Linked DNA regions of Homo sapiens: region 2 is linked to region 1. A link is an interaction called in ENCODE POLR2A ChIA-PET data of the cell type or tissue named here. Cell type or tissue: PC-9. All regions are shown on one strand. Each heading gives the region's core, and the rest is flanking DNA. Links, peaks and the distances in the headings are about the cores only. Region 1 has its middle 21 kb from the start of PDIK1L. Region 2 has its middle 12 kb from the start of TRIM63.

Region 1 (10,617 bases), core at 3,549-6,048:
CTGCCTGCCTCGGCCTCCCACAGTGTTGGGATTACAGGCGTGAGCCACTGCACCCAGCCCAGTCTTATGTTCTTAAAGGAAATCCTGAAGTCAAGAAATTTCACCTGTAAGGACTGGGCCTAGGCTGAAAGGCAGGCCTTAGATAAACATGAAATTTAACCCCAAACAATACATTATTTTCCACAGTCCACTGTAGCCCACAGGCACTGATATTCCTTTAGGAAAGACTAGAAGAACCAACTATCCTCCCCCATCTGGTAGCATTGATATAATTAGAGTGGAGCGGTTGAGGGCCCACAAGGTCTCTCATTAGCTTCAGGAAATCCTGCCACAAAACTGGGAGAAGCAGGGCCCAAGTCAAGACTCTGGAGCACACTAGTGAGTTTGTGAGCCAGCTGGAGCAGGATGAGAGCCCTGGCAGACACAGGGCTTTGTGTTCTGACATGTAGGCCTGGACCAGAGTGGTTGCCTCCTCCAGGGGACAGCCGATCAACTCTAGCCTGCCTTGGGCCAATCCGTGACTTTGCTCTCTGATCCCTTTGTTGCCCATTCTTTTTTTTTGTTTCTGTTTTTGTTTTTTTTTGAGACATAGTCTCACACTGTCGCCCAGGCTGGAGTGCAGTGGCGGGATCTCGGCTCACTGCAGCCTCCACCTCCCAGGTTCAAGCGATTCTCTTGCCTCAGCCTCCTGAGTAGCTGGGATTACAAGCGCCCACCACCACACCCAGCTAATTTTTTGTATTTTTAGTAGAGACGGGGTTTCACCACGTTGGCCAGGCTGGTCTCGAATTCCTGACCTCCTGATTTGCCTGCCTCAGCCTCCCAAAGTGCTGGGATTACAGGTGTGAGCCACTGCGCCCAGACTTTTTTTTTTTTGGAAACAGAGTTTCGCTCTTGTTGCCCAGGCTGGAGTGCAGTAGCGGGATCTTGGCTCACTGCAACCTCTGCCTCCCGGGTTCAAGCAATTCTCCTGCCTCAGCCTCCTGAGTAGCTGGGATTACAGGCGCCTGCCACCATGCCCGGCTAATTTTTTGTATTTTTAGTAGCGTTGGGGTTTCATCATATTGGCCAAGCTGGTCTCAAACTCCTGACCTCAGGTGATCCACCCGCCTCGGCCTCACAAAGTGTTGGGATTACAGGTGTGAGCCACCGCATCTGGCCCAGATTTTCTCTTATGTTGTCTTTTAGGTGTTTTGCATTTTACATTTAGGCCTGTGATCCATTTTGAGTTAATTTTTGGGAAGTATATAAGGTCTCTGTCTAGATTCTTTTTTTTCTTCATGTAGAGGCCCAGTTGTTCCAGCACCATTTGTTGAGAAGACTGTCTTTGCTCCATTGTATTGCTTTTGTTACCTTTGTCAAATTCAGTTGATGGTATTATATAGGTCTATTTCTAGGCTCTCTATTTTGTTCCATAGATCTATTTGTTTATTCTTTTGCAAATACCACACTGTCCTGATTACTGTAGGCTGATCGTTAAGTCTTGAGATTGGGTAGTGTCTGTACTCTGACTTCATTCTTCTTTGTTCAATTTTGAGTTGGCTATTCCGGGTCTTTTGCCTCTGCAAAATTCTCCTGCCTCAGCCTCCCGAGAAGCTGGGATTACAGGCGTGCACCACCACACCTGGCTAATTTTTGTAATTTTAGTAGAGACGGGGATTTCACCATGTTGGTCAGGCTGGTCTTGAACTCCTGACCTCATGATCCGCCTGCCTTGGCCTCCCAAAGTGCTGGGATTACAGGTGTGAGCCATCATGCCTGGCCAACTTCTTTGATATTTTTCCTCAGAGGTTTGTAGTTTTCTTCATGTAAGTCTTGTATACATTTTGTTAGATTTATACCTAAGTGGCTTTTTTGAGTAAACAACTTACATCAATTTAATGTAATTTATACACTTAATTTGTACAACTTAATGTAAATAGTAATGCATCTTTATTTTCAAATTCTGCTTGCTTATTTCTGATAGACTTTTGTACATTAATCTTGTATTCTACAACATTGCTATAACTGCTAATTAGTTCTAGGAGTTTTTGTTGTTGCTGATGATTCTTTTGGATTTTTCTACATAGACAATCATGTCATCTGTAAACAAATGGTTTTATTTCTTTCTTCCAAATCTGTATGCTTTCATTTCATTTTCTTGTTTTATTGTAATACCTAGGGCTTCTAGTATAATGCTAAAAAGCAGTGATGCCTTCTATTCCATTTCTGAGAGCTTTTTTAAAAATCATGAATGTGTGTTGGATTTTGTCAAATGATTTTTCTGTATCTATTGACATGATACTGTGATTTTTCTTGTATGGCTCATTGATGTGATAGATTGAATTAATTGATTTTCTAATATTGAACCAGCCTTCATACCTGGGATAAATCCCACTTGGTCATGGCATGTAATTCTTTTTTATACATTGTTGGATTCAATTTGCTAATATTTTGTTGAGAATTTTTGCATCTATGTTCATGAGGGAGCGGTATTAAGGTAATGCTGGCCTCATAGAATGAGTTAAGAGGTATTTCCTCTGCTTCAATTTTTTGGAAGAGTTTGTAGAGAGTTCGTATAATTTATTCCTTAAACATTTGGTAGAATTCACTGGTGAAACCATCTGGGCTGATGAATTCTGTTTTGAAGGTTACTATTTATTGATTCAATTTCTTTAATAAATATAGGCCTATTCAGACTGTGTTTCTTCTTGTATGAATTTTGGCAGATTATATCTTTCAAGGAATTGGCCCCTTTATCTAGGTTACCAAACTTGTGGGGATAGAGTTGTTCATAATGTTCCTTTATTCTCCTTTTGATGTCCATGGGGTCTGTAGTGATGTCCCCTCTTTTATTTCTGATATTAGAAATTTGTGTCTTCTTTCTTTTCTTTTTCTTTCTTTCTGGTTTTTTTTTTTTTTTTTTTTTTGAGACAGGGTCTCACTCTGTCACCTAGGCTGGAGTGCAGTGGCATGATCTCCGCTCACTGAAACCTTTGCTTCCTGGGTTCAAGTGATTCTCCCACCTCAGCCTCCCTAGTAGCTGGGACTACAGGTGCACACCACCACGTCTGGCTAAATTTTTTTTGTATTTTTGGTAGAAATGGGGTTTCACCATGTTATCTAGGCTGGTCTCAAACTCCTGGGCTCAAGTGATCCACCCGCTTCAGCCTCCCAAAGTGCTGGGGTTATAGGCGTGAGTCACCATGGCTGGCCTTCTTTCTTTTTTTCTTAGTTAGCCAGGTTAGAGGTTTGTTGATTTTATTGATCTTTTGAGTACTAGATTTTGGTTTCATTGATTTTGTCTGTTGATTTTCTGTTTTCAATTTTACTGATTTCTGCTCCAATTTTTATTATTTTTCTTTTGCTTACTTTGGATTTAATTTGCTCTTCTTTTTCTAGTTTACTAAAGTGGAAGATTAGACTATTGATTTTAGATTTTTATTCTTTCTAACAATGCCACAAATCTCCCTCTAAGCACTGCTTTCACTGCATCCCTCAAATTTTGATAAATTATATTTCATTTTCATTTAGTTCAAAATATTTTTAAAATTCTTTTGAAGTTTCTTTTTTGCGTGTGTTATTTAAAAGTGTGTTGTTTCAATCTCCAAGTATTTGGGGGATTTTCCAGGTACCATTCTGTTCATGTTTCTAGTTTAATTCCATTGTGGTCTGAATTTGCACACATTATGTGATTTCTATTCTTTTAAATTTGTAGAGGTGTGTTTTATGACCCAGAATGTGGTTAATCTTGGTGAATGTTCCATGTAAGCTGATAAGAGTGTGTAACCTGCTGTTATTGGATGAAGAAGTCTATAGATGTCAATCATATCCAGTTGATTGAAGTGTTGTTGAGTTCAACTATGTCCTTACCGATTTTCTGCCTGCTGGATCTGTCCATGTCTGACAGAGAGGTGTTAAAGTCTCCAATTAAAATAGTGGATTCAGTCGGGCATGGTGGCTCATGCCTGTAATCCCAGCACTTTGGGAGGCTGAGGCGAGCGGATCATGAGGTCAGGAGTTCGAGACCAGCCCGACCAACATGGTGAAACCCTATCTCTACTAAAAAAAAAAAAAAAAAAAAAAAAATTAGCCAGGCGTGGTGGTGCGCACCTATAATCCCAGCTACTCAGGAGGCTGAGGCAGGAGAATCGCTTGAACCCGGGAGGCGGAGGTTGTGGTGAGCCGAGATCATGCCATTGCGTCTCAAAAAAAAAAATAGTGGATTCATCTACTACTCCTCTAACTCTTGGGCTCAAGCGATCCTCCTGCCTCAGCCTCCCAAGTAGCTGGGATTACAGGTGCAAACCACCACACCTGGCTGCCTACTCTTATTTATTCATTTTTGAGACAGAGTCTCACTCTGTCACCCAGGCTGGAGTGCAGTAGTGCAATCTCGGCTCACTGCAGCCTCTGCCTCCCGGGTTCAAGCAATTCTTCTGCTCAGCTAATTTTTTGTACTTTTAGTAGAGATGGGGTTTCACAGTGTTAGCCAGGATTGTCTTGATCTCCTAATCTCGTGATCCGCCCGCCTCGGCCTTCCAAAGTGCTGGGATTACAGGTGTGAGCCACTGCGCCCAACGTTTCTTTCTTTCTTTCTTTCTTTCTTTTTTTTAAGAGACAAAGTTGGCTCTGTTGCCCAGGCTAGCCTTAAATTTCTGGATTCAAATGATTCTCCCACCTCAGCCTCCTGAGTAACTGGGACTACAGGCACATACCACTGCAACTGGCCCTCCATCACCTTTTTTTTGAAACAGGGTCTTGCTCTGTCACCCAGGCTGGAGTGCAGTGGCGTGATCATGGCTCACTGTGGCCTTGACTTTCAGGGCTCAAGCCTCAGGGCTCCCACCTCAACCTCCTGAGTAGCTGGGACTACAGGTGTGCACCACTGATGCAGGATAGGCATGCCCCAGAATTGGAGTTTAGCCCAGGAGGGTTGTTGGCTTCACCTAGGAAAGAATTCAATGGGAGCCAATGGCGGTAAACAGCAAGTTTTATTGAAGTAGCAGTGTACAGCAGCAGCAGAAGTACTGCTCCTTGTAGGGCAGGGCAGTGCCCAGAATAGCAGCTCAGAATATGTTCTTCACTCATATTTTTAGCCCACTTTTAATTATATGCAAATTAAGGGGTGGTTTATGCAGAAATTTCTAGGATAAGCATGGTAACTTCTGAGTCGTCAGGTCATTGCCATGGAAAGGGGTGGTAACTTCCAGGTGTTGCTATGACAACGGTAAACTGACATGGCACACTGGTGGGCGTGTCTTATGGAAAGCTGCTTCCATACAGGGACCTGTGTTAACTAGTCCTCAATTTGGTCTGATGTCCAAGCCCTGCCTCTGGAGTCGAGTTCTCCTACCTCACCACCACACCCAGCTATAATTTTTTAAATTTTTTATTTTGTAGAGATTGGGTCGCACTACATTGCCCAGGCTGCCCAGTGATTCTCAACCTAGGCCTCCCAAAGTGCTGGGATTATTGGTGTGAGCCACTGTGCCTGACCTCTCCATCACTTTTGAAGGACAACTTCACAGGGTACAGGATTCTAGGTTAGTGGGTTTTTTTCTCTCAACACTACACATTTTCCTACACTTGCTTCTTGCTTGCATGGTTTCTGAGAAGTTGAGTGTAATTCTTATCTTTACTCCTCTATAGGTAAGGTGCTTTTTTCTGTCTGACTTCTCTTAAGATTTTTTATTTTTGATTTCCTGAAATTTGAATATGTCTAGGTATAGTTTGAATATGTCTAGGTGTCATTTTGTGGGTTTTTTGGCATTTATCCTGCTTGGTGTTCTCTGAGTTTCCTGGATCTGTGGTTTGGTGTCTGACATTAATTTGGGGAAATTTGACTGGGCATGATGGCTCATACCTGTAATCCTAGCACTTTGGGAGGCCAAGGCAGGCAAATTGCTTGAGCTCAGGAGTTCAAGACTAGCCTGGACAACATGGCGAAACCCCATCTCTACAAAAAAATACAAAAATTAGCAGATGCCTGTAGTCCCAGCTACTAGGGAGGCTGAGGCAGGAGGATGGCTTGAGCCCAGGAGGCAGAGGTTGCAGTGAACCGAGATCGCACCATTGCACTCCAGTCTGGGTGACAGAACCAGACCCTGTCTCAAAAACAAAAAAACAAAAAAACAAAAAAATTGGGGGAGATTCTCAGTCATTATTACCTCAACTATTGCTTCTGTTCCTTTCTCTCCTTTTTCTCCCTGTCATAGTCCCATTACATGTAGGTTATACCTTTTATAGTTGGCCGACAATTATTTGATATTCCGTTCTTTAAAAAAATTTTTTTAGACGTTTTCTCTTTGCTTTTCAGTTTTGGAAGTTTGTTTTGTCATATGTTCAAGCTCAGAAATTCTTTCCTCAGCCATGTCCGGTCTGCTAATGAGCCCATCAAAAGCATTCTTCATCTCTATTACAGAGTTTTTGATTTCTAGCATCTTTTTGACCCTTAGAATTTCCATTTCTCTGCTTACATTATCCATCTGTGTGTGCATATTGTCTACTTTTTCCATTGAAGTCCTTAGCATATTAATCACAATTTAAAAAAAAATCCCTGGCCTGATAGTTCCAGGATTCTTGCCATAACTGACTCAGATTCTGATGATTGTTCAGACTTTTCAAATTGTATTTTTTGCTTTTTAGTATCCCTTGTACTTTTTTGTGAAAGGTGGATGGAATGTACTGGCTAAAGGAACTGCCATAAATAGGCCTTTAGTAATGTAGTAACATTTGGGGATGGTGGGTGTTCTATAATCCTATGATTTGGTCATGGGCTTTTCATAGGTGAGCCTGTGCCCTTGGACTGTGAACTTCACCAGTGCTTCTCTTGGTGAAGTTCCCTTAGGTGGTCAGGATGGCTAGAGGGGGCTGGAATACCCTCAGATAGGTTAGGGTCAGCTGATAAAACCACAACAGATGAGGCTGTGGTAAAATAGTTGCTCCTGAGGGTTGTCCTTGTTAAGAACAGAATGTTCAGGCAGGTTTCAAAATGGTTCCTTTCCCCCTCCCGTTAGCAGAAGAATGAGCACCTGTGAGGATCTGGCAGAGCTCCTGGAGGTAATAGTGTGGGGAGCCTCCTGTGATTGGGTCCCCCTGGGCTTTTTAACTCTCAGAGTTGACCATACTAAGCAATTCATCAATTACAGTTTAGGTTTTCCTACCCCTGCACCTTTTCCACACTAGTAAATTGTGATATTCTGTATCTACCAATGCATCTCTCCAATTACAGGGGCAGCAGTTTGCCCTGTGACCTCACTGCTCTGACATATCTAAGAAGAGTGGTTGATTTTTCCATGTGTTCAGCTTTTTAATTGTTGTTAGGATGGAGTGGTGACTTTTAGGCTCCTTTTGTGCCAAACCAGAAATTAGAAGTCCTAATTTTTTTTTTTTTTTTTTGAGTTGGGGTTTTGCTTTGTCTCCAGGCTGGAGTGCAGTGGTGCGATCTCGGCTCACTGCAGCCTCCAACTCCTGGGCTCAAGTGCTCCTCCCGCCTCAGCCTCCTGAATAGCTGGGACTACAGGCATGTGCCACCACACCAGAACCCCCAGCTAATTCCTTTTTTTTTTTTTCCCGGTAAAGATGAGGTCTCATTATGTTGCCCAGGCTGGTCTTGAACTTCTGGACTTAAGCAATCCTCTTGCCTTGGCCTTCCGAAGTGCTAGGATCACAGGCATGAGCCACTGTACCTGGCCCATTTCTAATATTTTTAATTGGCTGGCAGACATTTTGAATTTTATATTGTTGAGAAGTGGAATTTTTGGACTCAAGTATTTTTGAGCTTTGTTCTAGCACATTATGTTACTTAGAAAAAAATGTATTTTGTTAAATAAAATGTATAGGAGACCATTATTTTGGACTAGCCTCGTACACTAGCACTAGCAGACCGAGCCAAATCAGAATGGAGTCACTCATGCTGGGTGCCACATAATTAAACTGAACTCTGAAACAGGCCAGTCCACCCCCCACCCCGCTACCAAAAAAATACCCCCAGGAGATTCGCAGCAACCAATCAAAAGGGGCCCAGTTTACCTGAGCTGGCATGAAAATGAAGTTCCCTCTGTTTTTGTTGTTGTTGTTGTTTTTAATTTTTAAATTTTAATCTTTTTATTTATTTAGAGACTGGTTCATTTTTGCTAAATTGCTTGTCTTTCCGAGTTTCATAGCAGAGTTTTTGGTCTGTTTAAATTCATTATAAATAGACATTTAGGATGTCAGCTTCTGACCTCATGGACTGTGAGCTTACAAGTCCCCTGGTCTGTCACAGGCCATGCATATGAGGAATAAAAAATCAAAACATTTAAGTAATTTTGTTATAAAGAAATATAGTTATGCACCCCAAACACAGAAAACATTTCATTAAAAATTGGTCTTAGTCCTGCTGGGCGTGCCAGTGATTCTTTTAGGTTTGGACCTTGACTGAGAGAATTTCCAGTCGCTCTCTCCTCTCTGGGCAGAAGTTCCAGATCCTCTCTGGGCAGAAGTTCCAGATGATCTGATGGGCAGGGACTTAGGCTGTGTCCCCTGGGGGCTCTGGTCCACTAGTTGTTGGGACCGCCTGGGAGGGCGCAGCAACCCACTACGCCTGTGTCTGTTTTAACTCTATAAGGAAAGTAACTTTGAAACAACCAGACAATTTTCTGTTCTCTGTTTCTGCTTTTCTCAGGCCTTTTCTGTCTATAAAACCATACTTTTCTGCTTGGCTTATCGGAATACTCACTGTATTTTATAGAATAAGGTGTTGCCTTTTTCTAGAATCACAAAGAAAAGCCAATATAGATCTTTAAATCAAATTTGCTATAATTTTGTCTGTGTACCTTTCAAGACTTACTTTTAAGCTTGGATAGACAGGTCCAGAATAGCTGTTAGCCTTGGCCTCACTACTGAGACAATACTCTTCTGTGATGCTCTGTATATTGGAAGAAGGTCTTTCTGTTCTGGCTGGTGGAAATATCAATTATTCTTGGTCCTGTGTGAGCTCCAGGATTGTTCTGCCTAATCCTTTCAGGGGATCTTTCCTGCATTCAGGTCTGATAGTTTCTTCATAAGCATGACTGATTAGTACTTAGCTGATACTGTGTGTGTGAATGTGAGTGTGTGAGTGTGTGTGTGTGTGTGAGAGAGAGAGAGAGAGAGAGTGTGTGTGTGAGTGTGTATGTTTTCTTTAAGGCAGGTCTTGCTCTGCCGCCCAGGGTGGAGTGCAGCGTGGTGATTCCAGCTCACTGCAGCCTTGACTTTCCTGGGTTCAGGTGATTCTCCCAACTCAGCCTCCAAGTAGCTGGGACTATAGGCAAACACCATCACACCTGGATAATTTTATTTTATTTTTTGTAGAGACAGGGTTTCACCATGTTGCCTAGGCTGGTCTCCAACTCTTGGGCTCAAGTGATCATTCTGGCTTGGCCTCTTAAAGTACTGGGATTACAGATGTGAGTTACCTGGCCCTGCCTCAGCTGATGTCTTGAAAAAAACTTTCTGCAAAGGTCTGGAACTCTCACCGACAAATAAAAAACAGGACAAAAAAGAAAAGAAAAAAAATAAACAACAAGGTCTGGAATTCTTTGTTACCATCTGTCTCTCTCTCTCTCTCTGATACTCTGCCCCATGAATCCTAGCTGGCTTGTGCTCCCTGAACCCTAAATTCTGTCTCCTCAACTCAGGGAGACTGTTGAACCTTGTTTAGGTACTTATTCCCTGTACAGCAGCCTAAAGATTCCCTCCAAGTTGGGGCAACCACAGGGCTCACCCCATTTGATCCTTTTCTCCCAGGGATTGCTGTCGTGCACTGCTAGTTTCCCAGTGTCTGACATTTGAGTTGTTTATGGCAGGAATAGAACCCTGTTACTCCATAATGGCCAGAAGCAGAAGTCATCAGGATTTTTGCTTGCTTTTGCCCTCCTCAGGTTAAAATTGTAACAAGTAGCCAGAGTTGAGAAACACTGAGTCTACTGTAATTCCAACTTCCAAGTTCTAGCCATTGCTGCCCTGCTCCACGCCGCCCTCACAGCTGTGCTTCTACTGTTGCTTCTCAAATCACGTCAGTAAACGCTCCCTGCCTTCTACCTAAAGCCAGGAGAAATGGCATGTCATTCTAGTATTTGGTACTTATTACTACTTTCCTAATTTCCACGCATGGTAGTCTATGTGAAAGAGACAGTAAACATCCTGAATTACTATCAATCATGTGATCAGCAAGTAGAAGGAGGAAAGAAAACTGGGCTGAGGGGATTTTTATTGAACTATCCTTGTTCTTAAATAGGGCTGCAGGGCAAAGAGACACGCAGGACATCACCATAACCGAATGTATTTCTCTAATAATTGTGGTAAAAATGTAAGCTAAATTAAACAAACCAATCAACGTGCTCCCTATCAGCAGTACAAATTAGCAGTAAAGGCAGCTCAGAGTCATTTCCTAGGAGTCCTCCCGGGTGAACGGGAAGCACTGACATTTCCTGAGCATGCCACGCATTTCTACATGCATTGGCTCCTTTTATCTTCACAGCGCTCTGAGTCAGGTACTGTCTCTGCTTAAACATGTGGGAAACTGAATTTGAGGGGCTAGGGAACTCATGAAAGTCACACAGCTAGTAACAGAAAGGTAAAGAGTCTATTTTCAAAGTCTGTGTCCTTTCCTTC
Region 2 (10,617 bases), core at 5,032-7,531, 54 kb after region 1:
AATGACTATTCTAGGCAGATCACACAGCATGTGCAAAGGCCAGGAGGTAGGATGCTGCAGAGACGGCATTCAAAGCCATGCAGAAGAGGGTCTTGAGGGGTTGTAAGTTTAGAAGTCATTTCAGACAGCCTTGAGCAAAGGATTCTTTCCTCACAACCCCATCCCAGCTTTTTTCTTTTTCTCTCTCTCTTTCTTTTGGAGACTGGGTCTCACTCTGTTGCCCAGGCTGGAGTGCAGCAGTGTGATCTCAGGTCACTGCAATCCCCGCTTCCTGGGCTCAACCAATGCTCTCACCTCTGCCCCTGCAAAGTAGCTGGGACCATAGGTGTGCACCACCATGCCCGGCTAATTTTTGCATTTTTTGTAGAGACGAGGTTTCGCCATGTTGCCCAGGTTGGTCTCAAACTCCTGAACTCAAATGATCCTCCCGCCTCAGCCTCCCAATGTGCCGAGATTACAGATGCGAGCCACTGCGCCCAGCCTCCAGTCTGATCTTTCTTCTGAGTTCAGCTGTACTTTTCCATCTGCCTGCTGGTTGACCCATAGAACAGTCACCTCAAAGTCATGTGTTCTTCCCAAACAGCTCTCCACCTCCCATCTCCTTCTAAATCTCTACACTCTCCCTTGACTGTTGCTGAGCACCTTGAATCTCCCTTCCTCATTCTCTCACTTCTGTCTCTTCCTTGGCCACCTTCCTAGACCAGGGAGGCAGCCAAGTACCATAGTGTGATAGGATCACACGCAAGCACTTTGAAAGTACTCAGACCTGGGCTCAAATCCCAGCTCTGCCATTCAGTTCATTTCACAGGGTCTGGGTTTATTGGTCTGTGTAGGGAAGTTGTGCCTTGCTGGTGGCTGAAGAGTAAGTGAGATGATGTTGGAGGTGACAACAGCTGGCACACAGTAGGTATTTGATGAGTGACAGTGCCTTGCCCTTTCCCTACCAATCTTGGGGAACTGTCTTGTTTTCCTCATAGCTTGGCTCGTTCTACTTAGGAAGCAGAGAGGTAGTTGAAGTTCTTGGGTAATCATTGACTCTCAAAATATCTCTCTGGGGGAACCAAGATCTCCAATATCCCTTTTCAAAGTATTTTAAACAGTTAGCTTAATTTGCAATCATAATGCTATCATTAACTGAGTGTTTATTACCTGTCAGTTACTTTGCTAAGTGCTTTATGTATTTTGTCTTCTTTCATCCTCATGACAACTCTATGAAAAAAGTTCCATTATCGTCTCCATTTTATAGTTCAGGAAACTGAGGCTCAGAAAAATGAATTGACTGGCTTAAAGTCACATAGCTAGTTAAAGGATGAAACTGGGACTTGAACCTACATTTATCTGGCACCAAAAACCTGAGTGCCTGATCACTAGACCATCCTGCCTCACAGCCTATCTGGCCAAAGTAGGGAGAGTCAACATGTTTCATTTCCTGCATGGCTAGAAGCTCAGAAAAGTGAGAGGTTTGTTCAGAGTCCCATAATGGACTGGACACTAAGCCAGGGTATGGTGGGTCTGGCCCCAGGTCCCAAACCTGCCCCAGCAGAGAAAACTGGGAGGTCTGAGACTTCAGGGCAGCTTGGACCTTCCTCCTAGAGCTGGACTGCCTCCCCAGAGCAACCGAGCCATAAACACAAGCAGCTCTTTCAACACGACACTGAGCCTGAGTCACTGAGTATTTATAGATGGGCCTCTTCTCCTCGCCTCAGCTTTGCCAGGATTTATCAGGTTCACCTGGGGTTTGGAGGGTGACAACCTGTTTATCATCCAAGGTGCCCAAGCAGGATGTTGGGACATTCTCCGAGAACGAGATCTGGAGTCCTGCCTGTGTTTAGACCTGGCCTGACCCCCCACACCCAGACTGAGGCAATTCTCCCTATCCAAGGTGTGCCCTCTTCTACCAAATACTCCCCATGCTTACCCCATCACAACCTTATATACCTAGGGAATTCATGGTCTCAGGTTAAAATGGGACAGAAATGCTGCTTCTTTCAGGAAGACATCCTGGATTGATCTAGGAAGGTTAAAAACTTTCCCTAACCCCACTGCTCTGAGGGAGTAAACTCTCTCATTGGTCAGATAATTAAATTAATCATAATAACATTTGCTAAGACTGGGAGGACAAGGTAGGAGGATTGCTTGAGGGCAAGAGTTCGAGACCAGCCTGGTTACATAGAGAGACCCTGTCTCTACAAAAAAAAATAAAAAGAATTACCCGGGTGTGGTGGCACATGCCTGTAGTCCCAGCTACTCAGAGGCTGAGGCAGGAGGATCACTTGAGCCCGGGAGGTTGAGGCTGCAGTGAGCTGTGACTGCATCACTGCACTTCAGCCTGGACAACAGAGACAGAGAGAGAGAGAGAGAGAGAGAGAGAGAGAGAGAGAGAGAGAGCCTGTCTCAAAAAAAAGTAAAACAAACATTTTCTAAGGACATTCTATGTGCCAGATACTATGCTAAGACTTTTAACATTACCTTTTTGTTTTTTTTTTTAAAGATGGGGTCTTGCTGTGTTGCCCAGGCTGGAGTGCAGTGGTGCAATGACAGCTCACTACAGCCTCAAACTCCTGGGCTCAAGCGATCCTCCCGCTTCAGCCCCCTGAGCAGCTTGAATTACAGGTGTGTGCCACAGCACTCAGATTAACGTTATCTTTTTGAATCCTCACAATTTTATAAGTTAAATATTAATTTAACATCATCTTTATAGATAAGGAAACTGAGGCTCACAGAGGTAAAGTAACTTGCCCAAGCCACACGGCTTTCCTCCTAGTAAGTAGCAGGACTGTGCTCAAAATCTACGTTTTCCTTGGTTCAGTGGTCCAAGCTGTAGGTGACCTTGGACAAGTTACTTCACCTCTGAACTCAGTTTATCTGTAAAACAGAGACATTAATACCGACAGTTGTACAGACTGAATAAACCCAGTACACAGTAGGCTCCCAACTGCTGACTGCTGTCCCACACCTGATAAATTTGTTTGTTCTAAGTTGCTTAGGACAATCAGCCAGGCCACATCTGGCTCAACTCTGGGGACTTGAACCTGGGACCCAGGCTGTTCCAGCCACCCCTGCTCCTCTGCCCCTACTCTTTCCATCTCCTTAATAGCCATCATGTCCTGAGTGACTCAGAACACAGGGGCGGGGTGGGTGAAGGGGGCTGGGGAAAGTAGGGTGGTGAGTGAATAGGGGGATTGGGGGTGGTTGTGTACAGAGGCACAGTAGATAGACCTGGCTCTCGCTCCTGGGATCTATTTTGGATGGGGCCAGCCTCCAGGCTGCTGGAAGCTGGAGGTGGAGGTCAGTGCTGAGTTAACGGAGCGGCTCTTGGAGCCAGATTTAGTGGTTGAGTTCTGACCACAGAGGGTGGCTTAGCTGCGGGCACTGGGCCAAAGCCACTTCTGTGATTCCTGCCGTGGGGTTCTGGGTCTTTGTACAGGGCACCATGCTCCTTTCTACTGTCTTTACCACACCCTCCCCAGCCCAGTACAGAGCCTCTAACTTGAGATTCAAACAGATTTGGGATCAAGGCCTGGCTGTTCCACCTACTAACAGTATGACCTTGGTGTCCTGAGGGTTTTGATGATTAATTGGGGTGTCCAGATAGGGCTGTCTTCCCCCCACTTCCCCCAACACCACTGGGGCCCATGAGGCCAGGGCTAATTCTCCTGTCTTCATCCTACCTCTCAGGGTCCATTCCCCCGGCCTTGACCTGGCTGTTCCAGGGCCCCCAGGGCTCGCCTTGCATGGTGCTTCCAGAAACTCTGATCCTAAGTGGCCCCTGGCCTACCCAGGGCTGTGCCAGGGCCCAGCTCTGACAGAGGTGAGGGCCCAGTTCTGCTCAGCTGTAGCTCAAGTTTCCTGCTGGGCCTCGTTAAATGGGCTTATTAAGGAGCCTTTAGAGGGCCTCATTAAGGAGCCCTGGCTCCTAGTTTTTAACAGTTTGGAGATTTCTTTCCATCCATTTTCTATGCCTGTACCACATATTTGTTACATACGTTTATTTAGATACCCATGTATAATATTTTTTAGAAGAATAGGATCAGATTATATTTAATAGGCGTGTGTTTTTCTGTTTGTGCCTAACAATATATTGCTGACATCTTTTGATATTGGTATTCAATATGGAAAGCTCAATGTCCATTGTTTTAAAATTGGAGGAATATTTATGTATATATATAAGCATTTATTTTTCTGCATGGACATTTGGAATGCTTATTGGGGTATGCTTTTTGTTGTTGTTATTGTTTAGTAAACTTTTTCTTCAAGTATAATATACATTCAGAAAAGTACACATTGCAATCCCAGCACTTTGGGAGGCTGAGGTGGGTGGATCACTTGAGGTCAGGAGTTTGAGACCAGCCTGGCCAACATGGTGAAACCCCATCTCTACCAAGCAATACAAAAATGAGCCTGTAGGTCCAGCTACTCGGGAGGCTGAGGCGGGAGAATTGGTTGAACCTGGGAGGTGGAGGTTGCAGTGAGCCGAGATTGCGTCACTGCATTCCAGCCTGGGTGACAAGAGTGAAACCCTGTCTCAAAAAAACAAAATAAGTACACAATTCCTAAGTGTACAATTCAAGGCATTTTCACAGAGTGAGTATACCTGCATCACCCACACCCAGGTCAAGAAACAGGCCATCACCAGCACTCGCAGGGGCTCCATGCTTCCTTCTGGCCTCCTCAAGGATAACCACCATCCTGAATGCTGACAGCTCAGATTCGTTTTGCCTTTTTCAAAGTTTATATAAACAGAATTATACAGGATGTCCTCTTTTGCTTGACATTCTATTTATGAGCTTCCCTCATGTTGTTACGTGTGGCAAGATTTGTTTATTCTAATTCTGTATAATATTCCACTAGGTGACTATACGGCAATTTATTTATTTGTCCCATTGATGGACATTTGGGCTGTTTCCAAGGTTTTGCTACTGCAAACAAAATTGCAAAAACGTCCTGGTGTGTAAATAGCTCTCTATATCTGCATATCTGTATCTATCTATCTAATTATATCTTTCTGTTATCTTTCTAGTCTTTTGATAAGATAGAGTCCTCAGAATATAATTGCTGAGTCACATGTATGTATTGTTAACATTTTTCTTTGTCAGATTGCACTCTCCTGCTCCCCCAGGGCCAAGAGCAGTGCCAGTGCCCATGTCCCTACCCCTCACCGAGCTTGGATATTATTAATCTTTAATACTTTTGTCTATTGGATCAAAGAAAAATCAGATTTTATTGTGGTTTTAATGTGATATTTTTAAATTAGTGGGGATAAGCACTTTTTTTCGCTTTTGTTTTTGGGGACATTGACATTTATTCTTCTGTGAATTGCCATTTTATATCTTTTGCTTATTCTTAAAATTTTAACGTATTATGGATTTTGACATTTGGTCTTTTCATGTTTCTAGTGTTTTCCCCCCACCAGCTTTGTTTGTGAAGCAACTGCTGTTTTAAATATAGTTTGTTTTCCTCCTGCTCACTGTTTATGATCTGGATAGTCCCTGAGGGTGTGTGTGGCAAACCCCAGGTTCAAGCTGTGGGGGTGGGGAGCGGCAGGCCAGGTGGGGTGGGCAGCTGAGCCCCCAAGACTGTCTCCCAGGGGTATAAACAAAGGAACATCTGGGCCAGCACTGAATCCTTGGACTTGGAGTTTGCCCCAGAGGCTTCCCCCAGTCCTGTTTCCAAGTCTTCCCAGTGGCACGTAGGGCCTCACTGTCAGTGAAAAGAGCCTCTCACCCAGCAAACGGGCCAGGCGGGAATCAGGGGGCGCCAGGGCCTGTGTTTGTCCCGGAGAAAGAGGGAAAGGTTAAGAACAAGGGCTAAACAGTCAGCGCTCTGAAGTCAAATCCTGAACCCTCTGAGTGCAAAGCCTCATGAGTCTGCTAAAATCCCACAGCTTGGGTGGCTTAAACAACAGAAATTTACTTCTCACAGTTCTGGAGGCTGGCAAGTCCAAGATCTAGGTGATTTTATTCTGAGTTCTCTTCTCTTGCCTTGTAGGTAGCTACCCTCTTGCTATGTGTTCACATGGTCTTACCTTGGTGTGTATGCATAGAGAATGGGAGAGAGAGGCAACCGCCCAACAGGTTCACCTTGCCCACTGCCTAGGCAGAGACAATTTATCAAGACAGGGGAATTGCAATGGAGAAAGAATAATTCATGCAAAGTCGGCTGTGTGGGAGGCTGGAGTTTTATTGTTACTCATATCAGTCTCCCCAAGCATTCGGGGATCGGAGTTTTTAAAGATAATTTGGTGAGTAGGGGCTCCGGAAGTGGGGAGTGCTGATTGGTCAGGTTGGAGATGGAATCATAGAGGGGGTCAAAGTCAAGTTTTCTTGCTGTCCTCAGTTCCTGGATAAGATCGCAGAACTGGTTGAGTCAGATTACTGGCCTGGGTGGTGTCAGCTGATCCATCAAGTGCGGGATCTGCAAAATATCTTAAGCACTGATCTTAGGTTTTACAATAGTGATGTCCCCAGGAGCAATTTGGGGGAGGTTCAGACTTGGAGTCAGAGGCTGCATGACCCCTAAACCATAATTTCTAATCTTGTAGCTAATTTGTTAGTCCTACAAAAGCAGACTGGTCCCAACAGAAGAAGGGGGTCTTTTCAGGAAAGGGCTATTATCAATTTTGTTTCAGAGTCAAACTAAATTCCTCCCTAGGTTAGTTTGGCTTAAGCCCAGAAATGAACAAGGACTGCTTAAAGGTTAGAAACAAGACGGAGTTGGTTAGATCTGAAATCTTTCACTGTCATAGTTTCCTCAGTTATAATTTTTGCAAAGGCAGTTTCAGAGAGACATAGAGACAGCCACAGAAACAGAGAGAGAAGAAAGGAGAGCAAGCTTTCTTGTGTCTCTTTTCTTTTTTTTAAAGATGGGTCTCTCTCCGTGGCCCAGGCTGGAGAGCAGTGGTGTGATCATAGCTCACTGCAGCAGCCTTCAGCTCCTGGGCTCAAGAAATTCTCCCGCCTCAGCCTCCCAAGTAGCTGGGACTACAGGTGTGTGGCATTACACCCAGCTAATTTTTTTTTTTTTTTTTTTTTTGGTAGAGACAAGGTCTGTTCTATTGCCCAGGCTGGTCTTGAACTCCTGGGCTCAAGTGATCCTTCCACCTTGACCTCCCAAAGTGCTGGAATTACAGGTGTGAGCCACCGTGCCCATCTGCCCATCTGCTCAGCTGCCCAGCCTTATGTCTCTTCTTATAAGGGCACTAATCCCACTGGACCTACTTTCATGAACTCATCTAACCCTAATTACCTCCTAAAGGCCCCATCTTCAAATACCTTCACATTTGGGGTTAGGGCTTCCACATGTGAATTTTGGGGGAACACAAGTATTCAGTCCATCACAACACCCCAGTCCATTTCCTAGAAGTGTAACCTTAAGCAAGTCACCTAATCTCTGTGTGACTCAGTTTTCTCATCTGTAAAATGGGGATGGTAGTGGTATCAATGTCATGAATTAACACATGAATTAATACCTATAAAACACTTAGAACAGACTGTGATAGCCTCCAAGATACAGCTCAATAATTCTTGCCTCCTGGTAATCAGGTCCTGTGCAGTTGCCTCCCGTACTGTATCAGGGTTGGTCTGTGTGTCCAGTAGAATACAATGGAAATGATAGTGTGTGACTTCTGGGGCTAGGTCATAAAAGATAGTACCACTTTTGTCTTGCTCTTTTGGATCACTTGCCCTGGGGGAAGCCAGTGCCATGTTATAAGGATGCTCAAGCAGCCCTATGGAGAGGTATGTGTACTGAGGAACTGAGGCCTCCCACCAATTTGCCAACCATGAGTGTGCCATCTTGGTAGTGGATCCTCCAGCTCCAGTCAAGCATTCTGCTAAACTCAACTGCAGCCCCAGCCTATATATATATATATATATATATATATATATATATTTTTTTTTTTTTTTTTTTTTTTTTTTTTTTTTTTGAGACAGAGTCTCACTGTGTTGCCCAGGCTGGAGTGGCACTATCACAGCTTGCTGCAGTTTTGACCTCCTGGGCTCAAGCAATCCTCCTACCTTAGCCTCTTGAGTAGCTAGGACTACAGGCACGCAAAACCATGCCCAGGTAATTTTTTTTTTTTTTTGTAGAGACAAGGTCTCCTTGTGTTGCCCACGCAGGTCCCAAACTCTTGGATCAAGCAATCCTCCTGCCTCAGCCTCCCAAACTGTTGGGATTACAGGCGTGAGCCACCGCGCCCAGCCCCAGCCAACATCTTGACTACAACCTCCTTAGAGACCAGATCCAGAACCACCCAGCTTAGCTGCTCTTGAATTCCTGACCCATAGAAACTGTATGAGATAATAAATGTTTACTATTGTCTTAAGCTGCTACATTTTGGGATAATTTGTTATGCAACAACAGATGGTACGCAAGCCATGGGGTTACCCATACTAACTGTTCAGTAAATGCTAACCCGTGTTATTCCCAACTGTGATAATGTTAACAGCGTTTGTTAAGTGTCTGCCATGTGTCAAACGTGTGCTACGTGCCTGTGCAAATGGACTCCCACTTCTGTGCCATCAGTTTTCAGCAAGGCATAGAATGCTGGGGGAGGATAGTCACTAGGAACCCTTGACTCTCAGGATTAGAAATGCCCACAGACATCATTACTCTACCCAATTGTCATTTCATAGATGAGGAAACTCACACACACAGGTCACGTAACCTGCCCAAGATAAAAGAGCTGATATGTGAAGAAGTCAAAACTTGAACTCAGATCCATCCGTCCTGGGGCAGCCTCTTTGTTGCTCTGCACTCTTAGGTTCTTATAGTAAGGATTTATTGCATTTCACAGTTTATATGTTGCACAGTTTATAAAGCACTTTCAATACTTCATTTCAGGATCATCAGTGCAGAGCCCCCTCCTGACCCTACTTGCCTCCATTTGCCCTGGGGCAGTCCCTTTCTCTAAAGACCACCCACTCCCCAGAGCCTTTGTAGCTGTCCACAAGCATTATCTGGTCCTGGGGACAGTGGGAGGAGGCCTGTGTGGCTCCCAGCCCAGGCCATGAGTGAGTAGGTCCTGGGACATTCTGCTCCCCTTCTGTGGCATGCAGGCCAGGCCCAGTGGACTTTGCCCTGGCACTGAGGGCACTGCTTCATGTCCCAGACCCCATAGACCTGCCTCTGCCAACTGCTCCAGCTTTAGCCACTAGATCAAATGACCCATTGGTTTGATCCTGTGATTTGGGATGATTCTTCAATGAGGATGACATCAAAGCATGTGATACGGATCTTAAACCATAAGAAAAAAACAGTCCCTGTGCCACGCCTGTTCCACTTCCTGAGGGTGCTCCAAGCAGAGGCTTGAGGGGAAATGCAGAGCAAGGCAGGGCAGACCTCACACTCCTAGGGAGGAAATGAGGGAGAACAGGTACACACATGTGAAAAAGATCTGCTCCATGATGTACCAGGGAAGCACTTCCACAAGCCTGAACTATGTGGACATGAAAGGGGAGATGGACAGTTGTTTCCTCTCCAGCATCACCACCCCTTGGGCCTGTGTCATCACCGGAGCACTCCTCTGAGAACTTGGCCACTGGGGATGTGGAAGGACCATTCAGGATCATCTCCTGTAGATGCTCCATTTGGCAGATGAAGAAACTGAGGGTGGGTATGGTTTGCAGGGCATCACATTTCAGGTCTCCAACAGAGATGGAGATGGAACCCAGGTGTCTGGGCCCTAGGCCAGGGTTTTCTCCTCTGAACCAAGAGGCATCAAAAAAATCTCAGATCTCTGAAAAGTTCCCTTTCTAGAGACAATTAAAAAAAAAACAAAAACATAGGCTGGTAACGATGGCTCATGCCTGTAATCCCAGCACTTTGGGAGGCTGGGGCAGGCAGATCACCTGAGGTCAGGATTTAGAGACTGGCCAACATGGTGAAAACCCATCTCTACTAAAAATACAACAAATTAGCCAGGCGTGGTGGTGGGCACCTGTAATCTCATCTACTCGGGAGGCTGAGGCATGAGAATCGCTTGAACCCAGGAGGTGGAGGGTGCAGTGAGCTGAGATAGCGCCACTGCACTCCAGCCTGAGTGACAGACAGCAAGACTCTGTCTAAAAAAAGAAAAAGAAAAAGCATAGACTTTGAGGGTTAAACAGGCCTGTTGCAGCTTTGCCTACATGAGCTGTGGGTCTTGGGGCAACTCCATACCCTAAACTGTGCCTCATCTGTGAAATGAGGACAATAAGTATGACATGTATACTTGAAAATTGCTAAGAGAGTAGATTTTAAGTGTTCCCACCATGAAACAATAAGTATGTGAGGTCATGCATATGTTAAATAGCTTGATTTAGCCATTCCACAATATATACATATATCAAAACATCATGTGGTACACCATAAATATATGCAATTTTTACTTGTCGATTAAAAAAATTTAAGGATAACCTATTTATAGTTGTTGTGAGGACTGAATAAAATAGTGCCTCAAAACTCTTTGTAGATGCCCAGCCACTTGCAAGCACTGAAATCAATAAAACACAGCATTATAATTGCTATTACCCTCTACCTCCCCTTTTTCCTTGCCAGGCCTAGACCATTCTCCCTGATGCCTTGCCTGTCTTCTACCCAGCTGGGACCCTCTTGGGCACTACAGCTTCCTACACTCAT

What was found. ChIA-PET counts read pairs that join two places held together with the same protein. Peaks named below come from ENCODE experiments on the same cell type or tissue, not always from the same donor. Only the 100,000 strongest peaks of a DNase experiment are listed, where the experiment ranks them.
Region 2: POLR2A ChIA-PET joins it to region 1 with 7 read pairs; 7 of 35 experiments call an interaction of 5 or more read pairs at or near these places.

The regions. Positions count from the first base shown.
Region 1 is chr1:26,127,269-26,137,885 of GRCh38, reverse strand. No RefSeq gene overlaps it. Among named protein-coding and RNA genes, the nearest start is that of PDIK1L, 21 kb to the right of the region's middle. RefSeq lists a silencer at 8,934-9,228. In PC-9, for the core only: no CTCF peak of the experiment used is centred there; no DNase peak of the experiment used is centred there.
Region 2 is chr1:26,074,475-26,085,091 of GRCh38, reverse strand. No RefSeq gene overlaps it. Among named protein-coding and RNA genes, the nearest start is that of TRIM63, 12 kb to the right of the region's middle. RefSeq lists a silencer at 5,700-5,876. In PC-9, for the core only: no CTCF peak of the experiment used is centred there; a DNase peak (open chromatin) is centred at 6,381; H3K27ac peaks cover 1,651 bases.